5 separate regions of the Homo sapiens genome follow, and regions 2, 3, 4 and 5 are each linked to region 1. A link is a loop called in an ENCODE intact Hi-C map of the cell type or tissue named here. Cell type or tissue: PC-3. All regions are shown on one strand. Region 1 has its middle 36 kb from the start of TRIM71. Region 2 overlaps TRIM71 (tripartite motif containing 71). Region 3 has its middle 49 kb from the start of CCR4. Region 4 has its middle 18 kb from the start of CCR4. Region 5 overlaps TRIM71 (tripartite motif containing 71).

What was found. Peaks named below come from ENCODE experiments on the same cell type or tissue, not always from the same donor. Only the 100,000 strongest peaks of a DNase experiment are listed, where the experiment ranks them.
Region 2: a loop joins it to region 1, with 4 times the contacts of the local background. A loop is called at or near these places in 2 of 110 quality-filtered maps.
Region 3: it touches region 1 in a loop (16-fold over the local background); 5 of 110 quality-filtered maps call a loop at or near these places.
Region 4: it touches region 1 in a loop (6-fold over the local background); 13 of 110 quality-filtered maps call a loop at or near these places.
Region 5: it touches region 1 in a loop (6-fold over the local background); 2 of 110 quality-filtered maps call a loop at or near these places.

Annotation. Positions count from the first base shown.
Region 1 is chr3:32,779,572-32,784,571 of GRCh38, forward strand. No RefSeq gene overlaps it. Among named protein-coding and RNA genes, the nearest start is that of TRIM71, 36 kb to the right of the region's middle. RefSeq lists enhancers at 283-1,003, 1,004-1,725, 1,710-1,789, 1,726-2,445, 2,210-2,289 and a silencer at 2,030-2,109. In PC-3, a CTCF peak has its summit at 2,054 (motif pointing left); DNase peaks (open chromatin) are centred at 1,430 and 2,100; H3K4me3 peaks cover 1,704 bases; H3K27ac peaks cover 642 bases.
Region 2 is chr3:32,839,737-32,844,736 of GRCh38, forward strand. The region is part of intron 1 of TRIM71 (tripartite motif containing 71); the gene reads left to right. Among named protein-coding and RNA genes, the nearest start is that of TRIM71, 24 kb to the left of the region's middle. RefSeq lists an enhancer at 3,930-4,525. In PC-3, no CTCF peak of the experiment used is centred here; a DNase peak (open chromatin) is centred at 2,605; H3K27ac peaks cover 2,255 bases.
Region 3 is chr3:32,900,163-32,905,162 of GRCh38, forward strand. No RefSeq gene overlaps it. Among named protein-coding and RNA genes, the nearest start is that of CCR4, 49 kb to the right of the region's middle. RefSeq lists silencers at 2,721-2,800, 2,842-2,997, 3,021-3,180. In PC-3, CTCF peaks have their summits at 2,041 and 3,046 (motif pointing left); a DNase peak (open chromatin) is centred at 3,099; H3K4me3 peaks cover 962 bases.
Region 4 is chr3:32,931,359-32,936,358 of GRCh38, forward strand. No RefSeq gene overlaps it. Among named protein-coding and RNA genes, the nearest start is that of CCR4, 18 kb to the right of the region's middle. In PC-3, CTCF peaks have their summits at 2,989 (motif pointing left) and 2,996 (motif pointing left); no DNase peak of the experiment used is centred here.
Region 5 is chr3:32,873,990-32,878,989 of GRCh38, forward strand. The region is part of intron 2 of TRIM71 (tripartite motif containing 71); the gene reads left to right. Among named protein-coding and RNA genes, the nearest start is that of TRIM71, 58 kb to the left of the region's middle. In PC-3, no CTCF peak of the experiment used is centred here; a DNase peak (open chromatin) is centred at 2,092; H3K27ac peaks cover 1,343 bases.

The sequences.
Region 1 (5,000 bases):
TGCCTCAGATTCCTTCTCCCACCCTTTCTTCCTCACCACAGCCTGTAACTTCCTATAGCACAGCTCTGGCTCCTGCCTAGGGGTTGCTTCAGGGATACCTGAAGGTCTCTTTCTGCCCTTCCTACTTAGCCTTTTTCTTTTTTTAAAGCAGAGACAATGTCTCACTATGTTGCCCAGGCTGGTCTCAAACTCGTGGCCTCAAGTGATCCTCCCACCTCCCAAAGTGCTGGAATTACAGGCATGAGCCACCACACCCAGTTTAGCTACTATTAATCCCTCCCTTATGCCCCATTTGTTCCACCACTGGATTCTCTGCCATCCCCTAAAAGGAGTCACCATTTCCTACCCTCAGAGCTTTGCTTCAGTCTCTTCTGCTGCCTAAAATTTTCTCCCTTCCAGTTTTAATGTGTCAACATCCTGGGCATCCCACACTGCCTCTCCATAGCCCTATCCTCCTCCAAGGGATTTCCTCTTATGCCCCCACTCTTCATTTCACACATGCTTACTGAGGGCATGCTCTGGTCCCAGAAGCTTTTTTGTTTCAGCCCCATAGTAACTAGGCAAATCTGCAAGCGCATGTCTTTCATGACGTGTTCTTTGTTGACCATTTTCTTTCCCCTACTGGATTGTAAGTACCTTTGAAGACAGGCTGTGCATTATACAGTGTGTGGATTGTTCTAGGTGAACAATAAAGCCTGCTAAACAGAATTTTTGGTGACATGTCCTTTCTAGGCCTGGCAACGACACCCAGGGCCTACTTCTTTCAAGGTGGTGAAGGCCTATTAACATAAGCCCAAGATTCACAGGGCCTCAGCATCCTTGACCTCTGCGCCTTTATGGAGTGAGAGTTAAATAGTAGCCCGGGACGGGTGGGTTAGTTACTGGTCAAAGTCAATCCTCCAAGTCAACTTGGCCTGGACTAAAGTAACCAAACCCATGCAGAAAACTTGCAATTTAAAAATTCATCTTCCCTTTCTTCCTAGAAAGGACTGGGCAGAAATGCAGGCTCCAGGGTGGGAGTGGGGCTGCGACGGGAGGAGGCAGCGAAGTTCATTAGCCCCCTCATTTGGGGCAATAGGAATCCGTGTGGTGACAAACAATTGTCCTGGAGGATTTAGGGGGATTTGGCCAAGTGTCCCTGTGGGCCCCCAGCCTCCTCCTAATCCCGTCCACATTTCAGACTACTTAGGATCGCATTAAATGTCAAAGCCGGCGTTTAGGGAAATATCTACATTTCGTATGCATCGCTCGGATGAAAAGAAAAGCTGAAACGAACCTCGGAGCTTTTGGCGCGAGAGGCGCTCTGTGTGGTCCCGAGTGTGAATGGGAAGAGGGGGGCGGCGCCCCGGGGGCCTCCCCGCCCAGGAATGCAGGCCTTTCACATGTAGAAAATGCTAATGCTTTGTTCCTGCCTCGGCCTCCCGGAGGCGCAGAGGCGCCCGGCCGGATTGTCCCGGCGCATTTGCATGTGAGCGGCCCCAGATCCCCGTCCCCACCCTCGGCCCTCCCCCACCCCAGCACGGCTGGCCGGGGACTTCTGTCCTCGGGCCGGGGCCGCCTTCAAACGTCCTCTGCCGTCATTTATTTCATCCCGGTTAAAGCCACAAATAGCTACTTTCTGAATGGATAGCCTTTCCCCTGGGGAGCCGGGCAGGTGAACATTTTTTACTCCATACTTGAGACACTTGACAAAGAGAGTTGTATCTGGAACAACCTCTGTTCCAGCGAGGAAGGGCACGGCGTTGGCTGAGCCATGCCCCACTACAGCGTCACATTTATGTCCTGTGGCGAACACGCTGTGTTTGGCGTGACACTAGGGGCTCCAAACTACCCATTACGTGGTTCGTCTTCAGTGGCATCCAAGCGACCGCAGGTGGCGGGGCCGAAGGGGTAAGGGTATTTCATGCACGTTTTACGGAAGAAGACACAACCCAGAGTTGAGGGGCCACCGGGGTCCCTCTCTTGAGCACAGGCGCCCGGAGCGCAAATGCGCGGACTGACCCAGCGGCCGGCGCGGCGGCGCCGGGCGGACTTAATCGCGGGCGCAGCGCGAGGCTCGGGACCCAGAGCACCACCTACCGGCGGCACGGTCGGCGCAGCAGGCCCCAGAAGGGCGGGGAACGCTGTCAAGCCCAGGGGCACTTCGGCGAGGAGCCCCACCCGCCCTCCAGCTGACCCTCAGCTGTGGCCCACATCCGGGGCCCAGAGCGCCGCGGAAACGCCGAAGCCCGGCCGGCAGGTACCCGCACGTCTCCTTCTGCCACCGCGGAGCTTGCTTCATTAACTCCGTTTCATGTGACTTATTTTATTTCTTTTATTTTTATTTATTTCATTTTATTTTATTTCACTTATTTCACTTCAATATTTTATTTGGTTTATGGTTTTACTTCATTAATTTTACTTCATTAATTCTGTTTTCCCCATTATTTAATTTTATTCTGTCTCAGTATTTAATTATTTGTTTCACTACTTTATTTGTGAGTGAAGGGAAAGGGCGGATACCTTTTTTGTCTTATTTTTCGTTGTTGTTATTGTTGTTGTTGTTGTTTTTTGAGACAGAGTCTCGCTTTGTCGCCCAGGCTGGAGTGTAGTGGCGCGATCTTGGCTCACTGCAACCTCTGCCTCCTGGGTTCAAGCGATTCTCCTGCCTCAGCCTCCTGAGTACCTGGGATTACAGTCGTGCGCCACTACACCTAGCTAATTTTTGTGTTTTTAGTGGAGACGGAGTTTCCACCATGTTGGCCAGGCTGGTCTCGAACTCCTGACCTCAGGTGACCCACCCTCCTCGGCCTCCCAAAGTGCTGGGATTACAGGCCTAAACCACTGCGCCCTGCCGGCCTCAATCATATTTTTTTAAACCCCTTCCAGCTGCCTGCTCTAGGCAAGATAACTTGCCCAGTGTACAGGGCAGAAAAGAGGAGATGACAACATAGTCCTAGGCTCAAGAGCCCCAAGCCAAACTGACAAACAACAAAGACCCAATAATTCAAACCAGGCTCCATGGAGGAGGTGTCATTTCAGGTGGGCAGATACAAAGGGATAGGAAGCTGCTTCATGTGCCTGGATAATAGGGGCCGTGCCTGAATAATAGGGGCCATGTTCCATATCAATACAAGGAAGAGTTCCGTCACACTGTGGAGAGTCTCTTGTGCTGGAGCGAGCTGTCTGCAATTTGAGTTAGGCCAGGAAAGTCTCAGGCCTGGGCCCTGATGGTTCTGTGGTTTCCATGGGAGGGCCTTCAAGGTTGTGACATCCGCTCCCCATACAGTATGATGTGTGTTATGTATTATTTTGAGGATAGGGGAAGATGATTCCCTATTTATTTGCTATCAGTTCTCTAGAAAGCACAATGAATTGCATTTCTGAATATTCACCTTATTTTCCCCCAATCTTTAATTTTGAAAAATATTAAGTATGTAGAAAAGATGGATGTCCGGGCCCGGTGGCTCACGCCTGTAATCCCAACACTTTGGGAGGCCGAGGTTGGCGAATCACCTGAGATCAGGAGTTCAAGACCAGCCTGGCCAACATGGCGAAACCTCATCTCTACAAAAATACAAAAAGTAGCTGGGCATGATGGTGGGTGCCTGTAATCCCAGCCACTCAGGAGTCTGAGACAGGAGAATTGCTTGAACCCCAGAGGCAGAGGTTGCAGTTAGCCGAGATCACACATTTGCACTCCAGCCTGGGCGACTGAGCAAGAATCTGTCTCAAAAAAAAAGGATGGAAAAGTCGCTTAATGAAACTTTATGTCCTAAATCCACCAACTGATTCTTTGCCAGCATTTACTCTAGCATGCTTCCTCTCTCTCTCTCTCTCTCACACACACACACACACACAAACACACACACACAAACCTGTATGTATGCATCTATCTATCTTTTTTTACTGAATTTTTTTTTTTTTTTGGAGACGGGTCTCCTTCTGTCACCCACGCTGGAGTGCGGTGGACGATCTCAGCTCTCTGCAACCTCTGCCTCCTGACTTCAAGTGATTCTCCTGCCTCAGCCTCCTGAGTAGCTGGGACTACAGGCATGTGCCACCACGGCAGGCTAATTTTTTTTTTTTTTTTTTGAGACGGAGTTTCATTTTTGTTGCCCAAGCTGGAGTGCAATGGCGCAATCTCAGCTCACTGCAACCTCCACCTCCGGGGTTCAAACGATTCTCCTGCCTCAGTCTCCCGAGTAGCTGGGATTACAGGCGCGCACCACCACACCTGGCTAATTTTTGTATTTTTGGTAGAGATGGGGTTTCACTATGTTGACCAGGGTGGTCTCGAACTCCTGACCTCAGGTGATCCGCCTGCCTCAGCCTCCCAAAGTGCTGGGATTACAGGCGTGAGCCACCACGACTGGCCTCATTTTTTTTTTAGAGACAGAGTCTCGCTCTGTCGCCCAGGCTGGAAGTACAGTGGTGCGATCTCAGCTCAATGCAACCTCCACCTCCCGGGCTCAAGCAATTCTCCTGCCTCAGCCTCCCGACTAGCTGGGACTGCAGGCACACACTGCCACGCCCAGCTAATTTTTTGTATATTAGTAGAGACTGGGTTTCACCATGTTGCCCAGGCTGGTGTGGAACTCCTGAGCTCAGGCAATTCACTTGCCTCAGTCTCCCAAAGTCATGCTGAGATGACAGGCATGAGCCACCGTGCCCGGCCTTAATTTTGTATTTTTAGTAGAGACCGGGTTTCACCATGTTGGCCAGGCTGGTCTCGAACTCCTGACCTCAGGTGATCCACCCGCCTCAGCCTCCCAAAGGCCTCAAGCCTCCCAGAGTGCTGGGATTACAGGCATCAGCCACCACCCCTGGCCTACTGAACTTTTTTTTTTTTTTCTTTTTTTTTTGAGACGGAGTCTTGCTTTCGTTGCCCAGGCTGGAGTGCAATGGCACGATCTTGGCTCACTGCAACCTCTGCCTCCCAGGTTCAAGCGATTCTCCTGCCTCAGCCTCCCAAGTGTCTGGGATTACAGGCATGTGACACCATGCCCGGCTAATTTTGT
Region 2 (5,000 bases), 60 kb after region 1:
GTCTAATTCTTCCCTCATACGTGGATCTGCTGGCAAGTCAGAGGTTGCTGGGCTGGAATTGGGTAAGGGCATTGAAGGTGGGGTGCTGCCCGGGGAAGAGGGTAGAAGAGCCACTTGCAGTGGTCCCAGAAGAAAGACCTGAGTGCTTTTGAGGAGCTGGGTGTTTGAAAAACTGGGAAGCACTTTGCTGAGGACTCTACTGGCGATTAGAACTGTATCTACAAAGCAAATGTTCAACTAATGTTTACAGAGTTAATTCAAACGCTCCAGTTTAAAAACTTGCCACCTCTGCCCTTCAGAGCAAGAGAGAACCTTGCTGCTTTGTAAGTCTGCCTCAAAATGTCTTTCCCAAGGCCTCTGCAAGCCTCCTCCAAAACAGGAGTTGTTCATCTCCTGCTCATCTGAAGATGTACCCACTGTATTGTCAGTGGAAGAGTGCACCAGCACAGGGAGGGAGAAAAGTTTGCATTCACCAATTCCTTTTCCCCACCCCCCTTCCCTTCCAAAGGTCCTTTTTGCTGGGGATCTCTGATTGGAATCTCCCTAGAATCATCTCATGTTGATGTAGGCACTCTTTTAAATAGGCCAACAAACCCCGCATTCTGTGCTTTGAAGGACAGTAAAATGTTTGCACTGGTTACAGTAAAAGCCAGTACATAACATGAATACAAAGACCCTCGAGATAAAGTTAATGATTAAATTCAGAGGTTTTGGCCTATTTCCTATAGAGATTGCTCTCTCCTGAACTTTACTCCATTATGTTTAGAGACAAAGCCCCGAAATTGCCTTCTGTGTTTATAAGGTCCAATTGTAATCTGTGCTGGAGACTTTCCCTTGAGTTTTCTCCATTCCTCCGACAGGGCATGCAGTGGGGGTAGGCTTCCTTAGGGCCCCTTGCTGGGGCTGCTTTCTTCTGTCCAGTTTTGTTTGGATACCACCCCCAACCCACATGCTTGGGGCAGGAGGAATTCCTCCCTGGGCTCTTTGTTCAGCAGGAATGGCTGCCTCCTGGAATGTTGATCACCTTGGCCCAAGTGGCTAACACTGGTGAAGCCTTGCGACTCTGCTGCTGGGGAGCTTTCAGGGCTCAGCTGGGGGTGCAAGGGGGCATGCTTCTGGCCCTGAGTGGTGGCCTCCCTTCTCAGTCACCCCGGGCTGGTCTAAGTGAGCCAGCTTTTATCTTATCCACAAACTAAAGATTCTATCCCTTCCTCATTTAAAAAAGCCTGGCTGGGCGCAGTGGCTCACGCCTGTAATCCCAGCACTTTGGGAGGCCGAGGTGGGTGGACCATGAGGTCAGGAGATCGAGACCATCCTGGCTAACCTGGTGAAACCCCATCTGTACTAAAAAACAAAAAATTAGCCGGGCGTGGTGGCGGTCGCCTGTAGTCCTAGCTACTCGGGAAGCTGAGGCAGGAGAATGGCATAAACCCGGGAGGCGGAGCTTGCAGTGAGCTGAGATCGCGCCACTGCACTCCAGCCTGGGCGACAGAGCGAGACTCTGTCTCAAAAAACAAAACAAAAAACAAACCCAAGGAGCCAGGCACAGGGGAAATGTGTGCCCTGATTGTATCGATAGTACCCTGAGTGTGATATTATACTATTGTTTTGGGAGATGTTACCATTAGGAGAAACTGCGTAAAGAATACTAGGTATCTTTACCTAGTGAGGTGGCTCACGCCTCTAATCCCAGCACTTTGGGAGGCCAAGGTGGTTGGATCACTTGAGCTCAGGAGACCAGCCTGGGCAACACGGCAAAACCCTGTCTCTACAAAAAAAATACAAAAGTTAGCTGGGCGTGGTGGCGTGTGCAGTGAAGCAAGATTACGCCACTGTACTTCACTGCACTCCAGCGTGGGCCACGAGTGAGGCCCACCGCCAACCCCCACCCCCCAAAAGAAAAAGCCCCAGAGGCAGGGATTGGTTAATAAGTTTAGTGCCGTACATTCTTTGGCTTAACGTGGTGGCTTCTCTACTGATGAAACGTTCTAAAGTTTATTGTTTCCTTTTTCAAGAGGTTTGTGGGACTTCACCTAACTTGGACCCCCAGGACTTACCAGGAAGCTTCCTTTTTAATTTATTTTAATATTTACTTCTATTTTAAAAATTTCTGTAGTGACAGGAGTCTTGCCATGTTGCCCAGGCTAGTCTGAAACTTCTGTACTCAAGTGATCCCCGGCCTCCCAAAATGCATGTGCCACAGTGCTCAGCCAGGGTGCAGTTCTTGGAACTCACGCCATACACCTAGGAACAACTCCACTCGCTTCTGAGCACCTGTCTCTACCTGCTTTGCTCTAGCACCATAAAGATTGCCCCTGTAATTTCAGCAGGGATTTCCCCACAGCTCAGCAGGGAGAGAAGGGAGAAGAGAAAGGAAACTCTCAGTGCTGGTCCTCATATGCTGAGGAGGGGAATTTGCAGATTCCATCACTGTCTAGATTTACTGCTGGGAAAACATTGTCCGTTTTGAAAACTGTTAGTTTGATAATGGCATAATTATTTATTGTTGGTCATTTTGCTTTGACTCCCAGGAAGCTCAGAGCCAAACCATGGTCTCAATCCAGGAAGTCCCATCCCGCATGCTGCTCTCCTTTCATGACTCAAGCTTGCCTGTGTTTGTCTTCTTTGTAAGCTGCTTTTCTTAGATTTGGGTGAGAGTTCCTGAAAAAAATTTCAGTAAAAATTGAGTATGATGGGGTTGTAAATTGTCCAGGATAGACAGGTTTTGATCCAAGAAATCAGACTGCTGAGTTAGGTAAAAGAATTAAGCCATTGTACCAGCATAGCACTTGTCAAATATGCATATAATCCCCATGTATGCTCTGTCCCTTCCTGGATAGAGTCCAGACCCGTGCCAAGGGGCGGGTGCAGAGTCTTGCCAGCATGTGCCTCACAGAGAAGTCGGGGCAGTGAGGACTACAAAGCTCTCCTCTGTAAAAATCAAAGTGATTTGAGAAACCCCAGGGTTATTCATGTCCCCTTATACAGACAGGCCTTAGCCAGGTGTAGGCTCTTCTGATCCCCATCTCCCCACCCCCACCCAAGAACCCTCTGTTCTGCAATTTGGTACATCTTGAAACCCCTTCTTGAGAGGTGAGAGGAAGTGGTTAATCCCCACTTCCTTCCCTGGGAGTTTTATGGGCCTCTGGGAGCCTGCCTTACTCTGGCCTTAATGGTCATAAATGACCCTCTCTCAGGGCAGGGCCAAGCCCCTATGAGTCTTAGGTGCTTAATAAATGCTTTTTGATGGTGATTCCCTTGGTCTTCTGTAATTGGAGGGCGGGGGTGGGACTATTTATAGGATTATCGGGGTGTTGGCCACAGCCCCTCCAGCTGGGTATAGGCCTGGAACATTGTGATTGGGCAAGGGCTTCCAGGGTGCTGGGACTAGGTTTGACTGAATTGGTCAAGTCATGCCTTTGTTGAGAAATACAAGAGGGGCAGGGCCTCACCCTCCAAGGGAGCCCTCTGCTTCCTGCTACTTTCACCCCCCAAGATCTGGCCTGCATGGTAGCAGGGGGTGGGAGAAATGTGAAGGTAATGGTAATTGAGGGTTGATCTTGATTTGCACCTCAGGACACTCCCCCCAACTCACCAGGATCCCTTTTCTCATCAACCAGAGTTCTAAGGCATAGCAGTAACTCCCCAGTAAGCTTATTTCTTGGTTTGCCCAGCTCTTGGGACAGGCTTACCCAGGGGCCTCGAAGTAAGGGATACTGGGATCTGTGAAAATGGAGTGGATGGCCCAGTTGTGCTTAGCACATTTAATCTTTATTAGTGGCAAAAGAGCTCTGGGAAGGAAATCTGGGCAGGCATCACCTCTCCTGCTAGCAGGTCCCCCTCCCTTTCCCTGCCAGCTAATCCCCGTGCCTCCCATTCTGCAGGGTTTTAATTAACTGTGTTTAATCTTCCCCGGGAAGCAGGCTTAATGCCCGCCTGCGTGCTTATCCCGTTACCCGCTGGGTTTTCTGTTCCAGCCCAGCCAAGGACAAGTAACATTCTGGAGGAGTCTTCGCCCAAGGGCCATTAGCTGAGGGAACCTCCCTGAGCTCCTTTCCTGTCGTGCTGCTTTCTGGGAAGGTGCAGAGCCGGCCCAGAAAGCAAACCAGGGTGTGGGCAAGGGTTAATCTGGGCCCTGCCCGCCCACCCTGCCTTTGTGGAGGAGCTCCATAAATCCTGCTGGATTTAATGTTATGCAAATAACTCCAGATAAACGCACTTTTTTCTGGTTAGAGTCTCAAGATGTTTTAATGTGAACTATAGAGAAAATAAGTGTCCTAAAAACTATGAGAGCCGAAGTATTTTACGGGGAAATTATCTGTAGTGACTGCCCACTATGTGCTTACCCATGCTTTCTCGCGTCGTCGTTATTTTGTGTGGTTGTGTAAATCAGCCCTTCCCTGGTTAACAATGACCTGGGAGTTGGTTAGCCCTGGGGCTCCCTACCCCATGGAGATTCTGATTCTCTAAAACTGGGGTGGGGCTCAAATTTGCATCTTTAACAAGTACCTCTGGGGATTCTAATGCTGGTGGCCCCTTTGAGAAACAGATTTAAATGTTGCCCTAGGAGGAAGAGGGGATTTTAGGTCACAACAGAGTTCTCAGCACACTGTTTTGTTTTGTGAATTGGCATTTTACCCAATTGTCAGTCATAACTTCACTTTTATTCCCTTTCCCTGAGACTGGGTCTCGGCCTGTCACTCAGGCTAGAGTGCAGTGGCGTGATCACAGCTCACCGGAGCCTCGGCCTCCCAGACTCAAGCAATCCTTCTGCCTCAGCCTCTGGCGTAGCTAGGAGTACAGGCACTCTCCACCATGCCTAGCTAACTTTAAAAAATTTTGTAGAGAGCGTCTCACCAGTGACCCACCGAGCCTGGCCAATCATAACTTTTCTATTTCATTTTAAATGATATCTCCTGAGTTGTAAATTGGTAGACCTGTATTATTATCAGATGCCCTGGTGGGTTTAAGCAGCCTGTGATAATAATGAAGCTTTAACT
Region 3 (5,000 bases), 120 kb after region 1:
GGGATGGAAAACATTTGTGGGATGTGAAACTGACCTATGTGGAGGGCTGAATTTGTATCCACGGGTTCCACAGACCATATGGAATACTTGTGTTCCACAGACGAGTGGCTGCGTGGAGTATGTGCGGGTTCCACGGAGCGGCCGAATGGAGCATGCGCTCCACTGGTAGCTGCGGGCGGTCCTGAAAGCAATCTCCCGTGGTGCCGAGGGATGGCTGTATTTCACTGCATCTAAGTGAACTGTTAGATCTCTCTTCACCTCCCATGACCACAGGCAGTATCCTAGTATTCCTGATGGCAGGAAGTGTCATCAGCCTGGATCTGGGAGAGGCTGACACAAGAGCAGCACGCCAGGCAACCAGGAATGCACATGTGATAAAAATGTATACACTTGTTGTGTGTTTTTTATGTTTTAAAAATTAGTTCAATGAAGTACAGTAGGGAAATTGTCAATAATTTATTGTAAATTTCAAAATAAAAGATTTGTATTGTTCCTAGCACAAAGATAAATATTTGAGGCGATGGATATCCGAAGTACACTGATTTGATAATCACATGTTATACAAGTTTCAAAACTCATATGGACCCCCAAAATATGTCCAACTACTATATATCAATTTTTAACTTACAAAAATTGAAACTTGAAAAACAACAATATTAAAGAAGCGAAAGCATAAGCCTCAGAATGGGAGAATATAAAGGTATAACTAATAAAGGATTGCCATCCAGAATATTTAAAGAACTACAATAAGGAAAACATACCCCAATTAAAAACAACGAGGCAAAGGGTGGGGTTAAGTTATTTACCGAGCTCAACTACCCTAGAACTCAGGGAAATACAGACCAAAGCAACAATAAGATACAATGTTATACTCATCCTTTGGATAGAAATAGGAAAGTCTAATTATAGCAACTGTTGGTGAGAAATGGGAACTGTCCTACACAGCTGGTGGGAGTGAAAAGGAGTACAACCTGTTTGCAGGGGAATTTGTCAATACCTAGTAAAGGTGAAGATGTACACATACACACGGATCCAGTAATTTCACCTCCAAAATATGCTGTGGAGAAATTCTAGCACAAACAACAGCATAAGAAGACTTAAAACAGTCGCTGCCTGGTTGTCTGGAGTACGTAATGCCAAGTATCTTGTCAGTGGGGAGATAGAAGAGTACATTTGATATATTTATTCAGTGCAAGTTAAAGTGAATGGGGACGCTACATGTGTGTAGGTACATCTAAAAATCATTGGGTGAAAGAAGTTCTAGTATGATTTTACAGTATACCTTTTACATAACATTTGAAAAAAAGTACAAAACAAGACTACATATTTGCTATAGATTTGACTTGTTCGACGAGCATTAAGTGGCTAGGTGGATGGCATGTGGTGGGACTTCTTGCTAGAAGAGGAAGCTGTAAAAGTGAGCCCAACCAATTTCTTTATGGTTACTAAAAATGCAGGTTGAGCAAGTAGATTAAGAAAGCCTCAGAACTTTGTTTTCCCTCTTCCTCCCTTTATGACTTGCTCATAAAACATGACAATAGGAGACAAATATGAAAACAATGAGGACAGAAATCTGTGTTTCTAGAAAGAATGGAATGGGTATAAAATGGGTATGAAGCGGTAAGAAATTGCCTTTCCAGGACAGACAAGCAACTGCCCCCACCTCACCCCCACCAACACTTCCTTTTCCTCAAGACATGTTGAATGTTTTGTTTTCTCTACCTTTAACAACCATCTTTGTCCCTAAGTATATAGCAATAGACTTTAAAAATGCATTTCAGGCCGGGAATCTGGCCCGGCGTGGTGGCTCACACCTGTAATCCCAGCACTTTGGGAGACCCAGGTGGGTGGATCACCTGAGGTCAGGAGTTCAAGACCAGCTTGACGAACATGGTGAAACCCTGTCTCTACTAAAAATACAAAAAAATTACCTAGGTGTGGTGGCTGGCACATGCATGTAATCCCAGCTACTCAGGAGGCTGAGGCAGGAGAATTGCTTGAATCTGCAAGGCGGAGGTTGCAGTGAGCCTAGATGGCGCCACTGGACTCCAGCCTGGGTGACAGTGAGACAACGTCTGAAAAAAAAAAAAAAAAAAAAAAAAAAAAAAGACTTTCATGTCTCCCAAGCAACAATCCAAATTTTTAAAATTTAATTAATGAGGACTAGAATAAAACACTGGAAGCATATACTCTGGTGGAATATTCAGACAATTCAACTTTTAGAGACTAGCATTTTTTTGGTCTAGGTATACTTTACACACAATAAATTTCACACATTTTAGAACATGGTTCTGTGAATTTTGACAAAAACACAATCACATAACCAACACAACAAGCACCATCAGGGCAGAAAAGCCAACTTGGCTTCCTAAAGGAGACAGAAACGAATGTCTCGTTAGTTTCATGGTCATTATCCATGAGATTGTAATACATGCTTAACCTGTCAAAATGAGAGGTGACAGCGTGCTGGCAGTCCTCAGAGCCCTCGCTTGCTCTTGGCGCCTCCTCTGCCTGGGTTCCCACTTTGGCGGCACTTGAGGAGCCCTTCGGCCCGCCGCTGCACTGTGGGAGCCCCTTTCTGGGCTGGCCAAGGCCAGAGCCGGCTCCCTCAGCTTGCAAGGAGGTGTGGAGGGAGAGGCGCGAGCAGGAACCAGGGCTGCGAGCAGCGCTTGCGGGCCAGCTGGAGTTCTGGGTGGGCGTGGGCTTGGCGGGCCCCGCACTCGGAGCGGCCCGCCGGCCCTGCCCGCCCCGGGCAGTGAGGGGCTTAGCACCCGGGCCAGCGGCTGCGGAGGGTGTACTGGGTACCCCAGCAGTGCCGGCCCACAGGCGCTGCGCTCAATTTCTCGCCGGGCCTTAGCTGCTTTCTCACGGGGCAGGCCTCGGGACTGCAGCCCGCCATGCCTGAGCCTTCCCCCGCCTCCATGGGTTCCTGTGCAGCCCGAGCTTCCCCGACGAATGCCGCCCCCTGCTCCACGGCGCCCAGTCCCATCGACCGCCCAAGAGCTGAGGAGTGCGAGCGCATGGCGCGGGACTGGCAGGCAGCTCCACCTGCAGGCAGCTCCACCTGCAGCAACCCCCTGCGGGATCCACTGGGTGAAGCCAGCTGGGCTCCTGAGTCTGGTGGGGACGTGGAAAGTCTTTATATCCAGCTCAGGGATTGTAAACACACCAATCAGCACCCTGTGTTTAGCTCAAGGTTTGTGAATGCACCAATCGGCACTCTGTATCTAGCTGCCCTGGTGGGGACGTGGAGAACCTTTATGTCTAGCTCAGGGATTGTAAATACACCAATCAGCACCCTGTGTTTAGCTCAAGGTTTGTGAGTGCACCAATCGACACTCTGTATCTAGCTGCTCTGGTGGGGCCTTGGAGAACATTTATGTCTAGCTCAGGGATTGTAAATACACCAATCAGCACCCTGTGAGTGCACCAATCGACACTCTGTATCTAGCTGCTCTGGTGGGGCCTTGGAGAACCTTTATGTCTAACTCAGGGATTGTAAATACACCAATTGGCACTCTGTATCTAGCTCAAGGTTTGTAAACACACCAATCAGCACCCTGTGTTTAGCTCAAGGTTTGTGAATGCACCAATCGACACTCTGTATCTAGCTGCTCTGGTGGGGCCTTGGAGAACCTGTGTGTGGAAACTCTGTATCTAACTAATCTGATGGGGATGTGGAGAACCTTTGTATCTAGCTCAGGGATTGTAAACGCACCAATCAGTGCCCTGACAAAACAGGCCACTCGGCTCTACCAATCAGCAGGATGTGGGTGGGGCCAGATAAGAGAATAAAAGCAGGCTGCTTGGGTCACCTTCCACAGTGTGGAAGGTTTGTTCTTTTGCTCTTTGCAATAAATATTGCTACTGCTCGCTTTTTGGGTCCACGCTGCTTTTATGAGCTGTAACATTCACTGTGAAGATCTGCAACTTCACTCTTGAGCCCAGCAAGACCACGAGCCCCCCCAGGAGGAATGAACAAGTCCAGACGCGGTACCTCAAGAGCTGTAACGCTCACCGCAAAGGTCTGCAGCTTCACTCCTGAACCAGTGAGACCACAAACCCACCAGAAAGAACAAACTCCAAACACATCTAAATATCAGAAGGGACAGACTCCAGACTCACCATCTTAAGAGCTGTAACACTCACCGCGAGGGTCTGCGGCTTCATTGTTAAAGTCAGTGAGACCAAGAACCCGCCGATTCCGGACACAAGAATGTTATCATTTTTACAAAATGATTGGTCTTTATTGTTAAACTATCATTGTCAATAAAACAAAGTTCCAGATTTAAAAAGACCAAAGAGAGAGAAAAAAGACAAAAAGGACATGGCAACCAGTGCAATACTGTACATAATCTTGCTAAAAGAACCATTTATGGCCAGGCGCGGAGGCTCATGCCTGTAATCCCAGCACTTTGGGAGGCCGAGGCGGGTGGATCACGAGGTCAGGAGATTGAGACCATTCTGATTAACACGGTGAAACCCCGTCTCTACTAAAAATACAAAAAATTAGCCGGGCGTGGTGAGCGCCTGTAGTCCCAGCTGCTTGAGAGGCTGAGGCAGGAGAATGGCGTGAACCCGGCAGCCGAGGCTTGCAGTCAGCTGAGATGGTGCCACTGCACTCCATTGAGCCTGGGCGACAAAGCAAGACTGTGTCTCAAAAAAAAAAAAAAAATTTACAACTGGAAAATGAACAGTAGATTAGATATGTGTTGTGTCAATATTAAATTTCCTAAATTTGATGTATTTAATGGTTATGTAAGATCTTTTTATGAAGATTTAAAAGAGCATGATGAATGCATCCTACTCTCAAGTGATTAAGAAAAAAAGTATATATAGATATACAGGAAGAGAGAAGGAAGGAGAGAGAAAAGAAGACAGTGATGAAGCATATATGGCAAAATGTTAAAAACTGGTAAATCGGGATAAGTGGGATATTGAAATCCTTTATACTATTTCTGCAACTCTTCTATAATTTTTAAATTATTTTAAAATTAACC
Region 4 (5,000 bases), 150 kb after region 1:
TGGTGGCAAGTCTTTCCTGTGCTGTTCTCATGACAGTGAATAAGTGTCATGAGATCTCATGGTTTTAAAAAGAGGAGTTCCCCTGCACAAGCTCTCTCTTTTTGCCTGCTGTCATTCATGTAAGACGTGACTTGCTCCTCCTTGCCTTCAGCCATAATTGTTAGGCTTCCCCAGCCATGTGGAACTGTAAGTCCAATTAAACCTCTTTCTTTTGTAAATTGCTCTATCTTAGGTATGTCTTTATCAGCAGTGTGAAAACGGATTAATATAGGTCCCATTTATTTATTTTTGGTTTTGTCACATTTGCTTTTGGGGTGTTAGTCATGAATTCTTTGCCTAGGCCAATGTCCAGAAAAGTTTTCCAATGTTATATTCCAGAATTTTTATGGTTTCAGGTCTTAGATTTAAGTCTTTATACATCTTGAGTTGATTTTTGTATAGGGCGAGAGATGGAGATCCAGTTTCACTCTTTTTTTTTTTTTTTTTTTGAGATGGAGTCTCACTCTGTTGCCCAGGCTGGAGTGCAGTGGCACGATCTCAGCTCACTGCAACCTCCACCCTCCAAGTTCAAGCGATTTTCCTGCCTCAGCGTCCCAAATAACTGAGATTACAAGCACCTGCCACTGGGCCCAGCTGATTTTTTGTATTTTTTTAGTAGAGCTGGGATTTCACCATCTTGGCCAGGCTGGTCTTGAACTCCTGACCTCACGATCCACCCACCTCAGCCTCCCAAAGTGCTAGGATTACAGGTGTGAGCCACTGCGCCTGGCCTCCAGTTTCAGTCTTTTATATGTGGCTTGTCAGTTTTCCCAGCACCATTATTTATTTATTTATTTATTTATTTATTTATTTATTTATTTTAGAGATGGAGTCTTGCTCTGTCACCCAGGCTAGAGTGCAGTGGCGCGATCTCGGTTCACTGCAACCTCTGCCTCCCGGGTTCAAGCAATTCTCCTGCCTCAGCCTCCCAAGTAGCTGGGATTACAGGTGCCCACCACCATACCTGGCTAAGTTTTGTGTTTTTAGTAGAGATGGGGTTTCACCATGTTGGCTAGGCTGGTCTCAAACTCCTGACCTTGTGATCTGCCCACCTCGGCCTGTAATCAAAGTGCTGGGGTTACAGGCATGACTCACCATGCCTGGCCTTCCAGCACCATTTATTGAATAGGGTATCCTTTCTCCAATTTATGTTTTTGTATGGTTTGTTGAAGATCAATTGGCTGTAAGTATTTGGTTTTATTTCTGGGTTCTCTATTCTGTTCCATTGGTCTAAGTGCCTATTTTTATACTAGTCCCAGTAGTACTGGTACTACAGTACTGTAGTCTACAGTCTTGTAGTATAATTTGAAGTCCAGTAATGTGATGCCTCCACATTTGTTCTTTTTGCTTAGGATTGCTTTGGCTATGCAGGCTCTTCTTTGGTTTCATGCGAACTTTAGGGTTGTTTTTCTAGTTCTGTGAGAAATGATGATGATATTTTGTTAGGAATAGCATAAAATCTGTAGTTTGCTTTGGGTAGTATGGTCATTTTCACAATATTACCTTCCCATCCATGAACATGGCATATGTTTCCATTTTTTTGTGTGTCATCTATGATTTCTTTCAGCATGTTTTGTAGTTTTCCTTGTAGAGATCTTTCACCTCCCTTGATTAAGTACACTCCTAGGGTATTGTTTTTGGGTTTTTTTTTTTTTTTTTTTTCAGTTGTTATAAAAGGGATTGAATTCTTGATTTGATTCTCAGTTTGGTCATCGTTGGCATACAGTAGTGCTACTGATTTGTGTACATTAATTTTGTAAACTGAGACTTTATTGAATTTATTAGATCTAGGAGCCTTTTGCATAAGTCTTTAGGGTTTTCGAGGTATACAGTCCTATCATCATCAAGCAATCCTCCCACCTCAGCCTCCCAAAGCAATCCTCACATTTCGGCCTCCCAAAGTGTTGGGATTACAGGCGTGAGCCACTGCCCCTAGCTTATTTTTAATTTGTAAATTTTTTTCTCAAATATTTTCCATTCTTTCTTGGTTGAATTTGAGGATGCAGAACCTGCAGCTGTGATGTCCTGACTGCGCTGAAATATGATGGTTGTCTCAAGAAAAAGTTATTGGGGCCTGGTGCAGTGGCTCACACCTGTAATCTCACCACTTTGGGAGGACAAAGTGGGAGGATTGCTTGAGGCCAGGAGTTTAAGACCAGCCTGGGCAACTTAGTGAGACCCTATCTCTACCAAAAATAAAAGAAATTAGCTGTGCATGGTGGCATGTGCCTGTAGTCCCAGCTACTTGGGAGTCAAAGGTCGGGGAATTGCTTGAGCCTGGGAGGTCAAGGCTGCAATAAGCCATGAAAGAAAGCACCACTGCACTCCAGCCTGGGTGACAGAGCAAGACTCTGAAAAAAAAAAAGAAAGAAAGAAAAGAAAGGAAGGAAGGAAGAAAGGAAGAAAGGGAGAAAGAAAAAGTTCTTGGATAGGCTGGGCACGGTGGCTCACGTCTGTAATCCCAGCACTTTGGGAGGCCGAGGCAGGCGGATCACGAGGTCAAGAGTTCGAGACCAGCCTGACCAACATAGTGAAACCCTGTCTCTGCTAAAAATACAAAAATTAGCTGGGCGTAGTGGCGCGTGCCTGTAATCCCAGCTACTTGGGAGGCTGGGGCAGGAGAATCGCTTGAACCTGGGAGGTGGAGGTTGGTTGCAGTGAGCCAAGATCGCACCACTGCATTCCAGCCTGGGTGACAGAGCGAGACTCTTGTCTCAAAAAAAAAAAAAGAAAAAAGAAAAGAAAAAGTTCTTGGATAATTTAAGTTGTGAGCTGAAGTAGCATTTATTTTGTGGAATTCTTTTATATAGTTAAAAATATTTTCTGAAATGAAATGTTGTCTGTGAGTTTTAAAGGCAAAATTGTAAATTTATCATGAAATCAATTTTCTAAATACTGGTCAATATAAATTGGAAAATGCTGCTGTACCTGCTGCCATCTGCTGGCAGGTTTCATTTCCCTAAAACAGCAATTTTCAAAGTGTGGTCTATGGATCCTGGGGGGAATGGGGGGAAAGAGGTCCCTGAGATCCCTTCCTGAGTATCCATGATATCAAAACTGTATTCCTAATAATACTATAACTTTATCTTTTTCACTCTGTTGATATTTGCTCTGATGGCGGGCAAAACCACTGAGGATCTTTGGACAAATCAAGGCACAACCACCAAACTGAACTTAAAAATGTACTTTCTTCACTGCTGTGCACTCCCAGAACCAGTTTCACTTAATAATGTCCTTGCAGGGCCAGGTGCGGTGGCTCACACCTATAATACCAGAACTTCGGGAGGCCGAGGCGGGAGAATCACTTGAGACCAGGAGTTCAAGACCATCCTGGTCAACCTAGCAAGACCCCATCTCTATAAAAAATAAATTCAAAAAAAAATTAGCTGGGTGTGGTGGCACGCACCTGTAGTCCTTAGCTATTTGGCAGGTTGAGGCAGGAGGATCTTTTGAGCCCAGGAGTTCAAGGTTACAGTGAGCTATGATTGTGCCACTGCACTTCAGCCTGGGTGACAGAGCAAGACTTTGTCTGTAATAATAATAATGATAATAGGCCGGGAGCGGTGGCTCACGCCTGTAATCCCAGCACTTTGGGAGGCCGAGGCGGGTGGATCACGAGGTCTGAAGATCAAGACCATCCTGGCTAACACGGTGAAACCCCTCTCTACTAAAAAATACAAAGCATTAGACGGGCGTGGTGGCGGGCGCCTGTAGTCCCAGCTACTCGGGAGGCTGAGGCAGGAGAACGGCGTGAACCCAGCAGGCGGAGCTTGCAGTGAGCCAAGATCGCGCCACTGCACTCCAGCGACAGAGCAAGACTCCATCTCAAAAAAATACATATATATAATAATAATGATAATAATCTCTTTGATAAAGTAGGAAAAAGTAATTTTTTTATCTCTACCCTTGAATTCACATGGAACTCCATTTTGCTTGAAAAAATGACAAACCATATATGATTCTTCTTTTTTTTTTTTTTTGATATAGGGTCTGGCTCTGTCACCCAGGCTGGAGTACAGTGGTGGGATCTTGGCTTACTGCAGCCTCTGCCTCCAGGGCTCAAGTGATCCTCCTTCTTCAGCCTCCTGAGTAGCTGGGACTACAGGCATGCACCACGACGCCTGGCTAATTTTTGTATTTTTTGTAGAGATGGAGTTTTCCCATGTTGTCCAGGCTGGCCTTGAACTCCTGGGCTCAAGCAATCCACCTGCCTTGGCCTCTCAAAATGTTGGGATTACAGGCATGAGCCACTGCACCGGGCCCCTTTATGATTCTTTAAACAAGGTGTTTGGTAGATATTTTATTGAAAATAAATAAAATAAGCTTGTGATTTCAAGTGAAACAACTGATAATGTTTGTCGCCACTGGTAAAATTTGAGCTTTCAAGCAAAAATTATACTTTAAGAAAATTTGTATTTGTTATCATGAATATGACCACTTGCCAGGAAGAATTTTCTGATGAGATCAGTGTGACATTACTGAATCCCATACGGTAGGCAGAATAATGGCCCCCAAGGGTGTCCATGTTCTAATCCCCAGAACCAGTGAATGTGTTTCTCTACATTCCAAAGGAACCTGGGTTAGGTGTAATAACAAGGGTCCTTGTAAAAAGAAGGCATGAGTTAAGAGAGGAGAGAAGATGCTACATTGCTGGCTTTAAAGACGGAGGAAGAGGCCATGAACCAAGGAATGTAGGTGGCCACTGGAAGCTGGAAAAGACAAGGAAACAGATTCTTCCCTAGAACCTCTAGAAGGAACCAGCCCTACTAACACCCAGAGAAACTGATTTCTGATTTCTGCCTGCCAGACTGTAAGATGGTAAATTAACGTTCTTTAAGCCACTGAATTTTGTAGTGGTTGTTTGTTACAACAGTAACAAAAAACTCTTACAGTGAGGTTTTGATATTGCATAATGAAATGTGAAAAATTTCACATTTTTCTTAAATCTCACAATTCAACTT
Region 5 (5,000 bases), 94 kb after region 1:
GCCTTCCCTGCCCTTCTGCAGTTCCCACGTGAATCGAGCCCCCCTTTCTGTCGGGTGGCATGGACAGACAATTGGGCAGATTCCAGTGTGGGGGGTGGAATAGTGACCCAAATGAGCTCAGGTGACATCCCTGCAGCAGCGGTCCCTTTAGGGGTTCTGGCAGTCTCGTGAAGATGTCAGGGATGTGGCCAAAGTTACTGGTCAGATTTCTAAGCACCTAGCCTGGGCCCCAACATACCACCTGCACGTGTCCCACCCAGCCACCTCCCGAAATCAAAGTGGACATTGGCACTTTCCAGCCAGGACTGCAGAAAGGCTGGGTGCTTAATGCTTATTACTACTACTACTACTACTACTACTACTACTACTACTACTACTACAACATATTTTTTGAGATGAGTCTTGCCCTGTCACCCAGGCTGGAGTGCAGTTGTGTGATCTCGGCTAACCACAACCTCCACCTCCCGGATTCAAGTGATTCTCCTCCCTCAGCCTCTCAAGTAGCTAGGATTACAGGCGTGCACCACTGCACCTGGCTAATTTTTTTTTTTGAGACGGAGTCTCACTCTGTTGCCCAGGCTGGAGTGCAGTGGCACGATCTCGGCTCACTGCAAGCTCCGCCTCCCAGGTTCACGCCATTCTCCTGCCTCAGCCTCCCGAGTAGCTGGGACTACAGGCGCCCACCACCACGCCCGGCTAATTTTTTGTATTTTTAGTAGAGATTGGGTTTCACCACATTGGCCAGGCTGGTTTTGAACTCCTGAGCTCAGGTGATACACCTGCCTCAGCCTCCCAAAGTACTGGGAGCTACTGAGCCCAGCCAATGCCTTTTATTTATTTGTGTTTTTGAGACAAGAGTCTCACTCTGTCACCCAGGCTGGAGTGTAGTGGTGGGATATCAGCTCAGTGCAACCTCCGCCTCTCAGGTTCAAGTGATTCTGCTGCCTCAGCCTCCCAAGTAGCTGGGGTTACAGGCGCCCGCTGCCATTCCCAGCTAATTTTTCTATTTTTAGTAGAGACGGGGTTTCACCTTGCTGGCCAGGTTGGTCTCGAACTCCTGACCTCAGGTGATCCACCTGCCTCGGCCTCCCAAAATGCTGGGATTACAGGCGTGAGCCACCATGCCCGGCCTAATGCTTTTTAGACAGAGACCTTTGTGATACAGATTTACTTATTTATATGTGAGAAATTAGTGAGCAGAATGTTATGTGAGGTTCGGTGTCTTCAGTCCTTTCCTGGATGGTGAATCCCCTGTAATTGAAACTGTTGTTTCTGTTGAATTCCTATCAACAGCTAGGGAGGGGCATGTGTAACTTTGATAATTGGCAGGGTTCTCTCACATAGGTGATAGTGTGCCTGAATTTCTATTAAATCTTGTCTGATCCAGGTGACAAGGTTTTAGGAAATCAGAAAATTGTGACTTTTCCCTGTGTTATAGGATACTTTGAAAGTCAAGAAAAGTTGTTCACCCTCTAGGAGAAGAAAAATTGTTCACCCTCTAGGAGAAATTACATAGGAACCATTCTAGAATATTTATATAAGTGAATTGTTTTAAAAGTAAGATTCTGGCCAGGTTCAGTGGCTCACGCCTGTGTAATCCTAGCACGTTGGGAGGCCGAGGTGGTGGATCACTTGAGCTCAAGAGTTTGAGACCAGCCTGGGCAACATGGGGAAACCCTACAAAAAGTACCAAAATTAGCCGGGTGTGGTGTGACACTCGCCTGTAATCCCAGCTACTTGTGGGGCTGAGGTGGAAGGGTCACTTGAGCCCCAAAGGTGGAGGTTGCAGTGAGCCAAGATTATGCCAGTGCACTCCAGCCTGGGCAACAGTTAAGACTCTGTTTCAAAAAAAATCCGTTTTGAAAGTGCTAAAGAATTGAGATCATGCCTCTTAACAGAAGAGGGAGGATTTGATTTAATAAGTTTCTCAGCCGCTATCACATTCCCATGCATGATACTGAAACAATCTTTTCTGATGAGTCAGATTTTATGATGTTCAGATCATAAAATTGGAAGTTTGAGAGACTTTCTTGAATGACTAATCCTGTTATTGTTATGCCAGTATTGCTCATTGTCTTTAAAATGCCTTGAGTGTCTCTGTGTTGCTCTTCTCCTTTGTCAGTGTCTTCACCTGTGCATCATTCTGTTGTATATCAGTGCATCTGTCCCTGCGGATGAAGTGGTTTGTGTCTTTCATTTTATGCCACGACAGTTGGGACCTTGACAAATAAATGCCTTACCCTGCTGGTGTCTCCTCGACACCGGTGCCCTCGACACTGTGGCATCGCCTGAGGAACTTAACCACTGGTGTCAGCAGGGCACGGTTGCTCAAACCTGTAATCCCAGCACTTTGGGAGGCCGAGGTGGGTAGATCACCTGAGGTCAGGAGTTCGAGACCAGCCTGGCCAACATGGTGAAACCCCGTCTCTACTAAAAATATAAAAATTAGCCAGGCATGGTGGCAGGCACCTGTAATGCCAGGTACTCAGGAGGCTGAGGGAGGAGAATTGCTTGAATGCAGGAGGCAGAGGTTGCAGTGAGCCGAGATCGTGCCACTGCACTCCAGCCTGGACGACCGAATGAGACTCCATCTCAAACAAACAAACAGACAAACAAAAAGAGCCACTGGTGTCTAGGTCTGAACTCCTAGATTGTGATATGATTTTATTAACCTCTTACTCTCTTAAGAGATTGAAAACAGTTGGAGCATTATTGAGAGAATGCTGGTGCTCTCTGTGCTTAGTGGGAAAAGCCACCATGGGGGAGAAAAAATGAGTTGTAACAATTTGCTGGAGGCTTATTAAGGAGAGCACCAACAAATCATGAGTGGTTAACATGGTGAAATCTCAGAGAAATGGAAATTCACTGGAAATTCTGTGGGGAGAAAAGAGTGTGGGGAAAATAAATATAGTCAGCTGTGTAAGTGGTGAGAACCTAGGCATAAATCCTAGAGGTATGATTCAAATGTTAGTTGAAAGTGTGTGCCCAACATTAATCTGAATACTAGATCATGGGGCATTTTGGGTAGAGGCATTTTAGGTCTGTTAATCTATAACGCCACAGCCAGGTACACTACATAGATTGTGATTTCCTAGAAAGTTTTTGTTTAACCATAACTTGTGTGTGTTTAGCATCCTTAAGTCTTGCTCTATCGCCCAGGCTGGAGTGCAATGGTGCAATCTTGGCTTACTGCAACCTTTGCCTCCCAGTTTCAAGTGATTCTCCTGCCTCAGCCTCCCGAGTAGCTGGGGTTACAGGAGCCTGCCACCACTCCCGACTAATTTTTGTCTTTTTAGTAGAGACGGGGTTTCACCATGTTGGTCAGGCTGGTCTCGAACTCTTGACCTCAGATGATCCACCTGCCTCGGCTTTTCAAAGTGTTGGGATATCAGGTGTGAGCCACCGCGCCTGGCCATTTTTTTTTTTAAGAGACAGGATCTCTCTCAAACTCCTGGGCTTTTAGGCAATCCATCCCCTTTCTTTGGCCTCCCACGTAGCTAGGACTACAGGTATGCTCCACCACACCCAGCTAATTTTTGTATTTTTTGTAGAGATGGGGCTCGCTTTGTTGTCTAGGCTGATCTCACTCAAACTCCTGGCTTCATGCGATCTTTCACCTTGGCCTCCCAAGGCGCTGAGATTAAAGGCATCAGCTACCTTGCCCAGCCTGACAATTTCTTAAAATGTGACACAAGTCTTCATCCCTTCAAATTTTCTCATGAGATGGCAACAATTCAGTCACATCTTCAAGCTCCAGTTCTAATTCTAGTTCTCTTTGTATTTTCACCACATCTGCAGTGACTTCCTCCACTACTTCTTTCTGCTACAAGAAGTTGATCCCAACCCTAATCAGTGACCTTGAGTTCACCCATTAGGGTTGGGATCAGCTTCTTCAAACATCCTATTAATGTTGATATTTTGACCTCTACCTATGAATCACGAATGCTCTTTTATAGTATCTCCAGTTTTAGTATATGTGCTGCCAAAGTGAGTACCACACATGTTCTTAATGGCACCTGGAATGGTAAATTTTTTGCAAAAGGATTACAAATGAGTTTGTCCAGATCCATCAGAGGAATCACTATCTGTAGTAGCTATCGCCTTACGAAGTTTATTTGTTAAATAATAAGACTTGAAAGTTGAAACTACTTCTTGATCCACGGGCTGTAGAATGGATGTTGTGTTACCAGACATGAAAACAACTTTCGTGTCCTTGTGCATCTCTAGCAGAGTCTTCTGGGTGACCAGGTGCATTGTCAATCAGCAGTAATATTTTGAAGGGAATCTTTTTTTCTGAGCGGTAGGTCTGAACAGTGGGTTTAAAATATTCCGCAAACCGGCCTGGCATGGTGGCGCAAGCCTGTAATCCCAGCACTTTGGGAGCCCGAGGCGGGTGGATCACCTGGGATGAGGAGTTTGAGACCAGCCTGACTAACACAGAGAAACAGAAACCCCTTCTCTACTAAATACAAAAAATTAGCCGGTCATGGTGGCACATGCCTGTAATCCCAGCTACTTGGGAGGCTGAAGCAGGAGAATTGCTGGAACCCAAGAGGCGGAGGTTGCAGTGAGCTGAGATTGCACCATTGCACTCCAGCCTGGGCAACAAGAGCGAAACCCTGTCTCAAAAAAATAAATGAATAAATAAATAAAAATTTTAAAAATTCCGCAAACCATGCTACAAACAGACATGCTGTCATCCAGGCTTTGTTTTTCCATTTGTAGAGCACAGGCACGGTAGATTTAGCATAATGCTTAAGGGGCCTAGGGTTGTCAGGATGGACAATGACTGTTGGCTTCAACTTAGTCACCAGCTACATTAGTCCCTACCAAGAGAGTCAGCCCGTCCATTGAAGCTTTGAAGCCAGGCATTGACTTCTGTAGCTATGAAAGTCCTACATGGCATCTTCTTCCAATATAAGACTATGTCTTTCCAATATCAGGCTGTCTCCTTCTAATAAAAGGATGTCTTGAAAGTCTGTTGTTTAGCTGTCTTCATC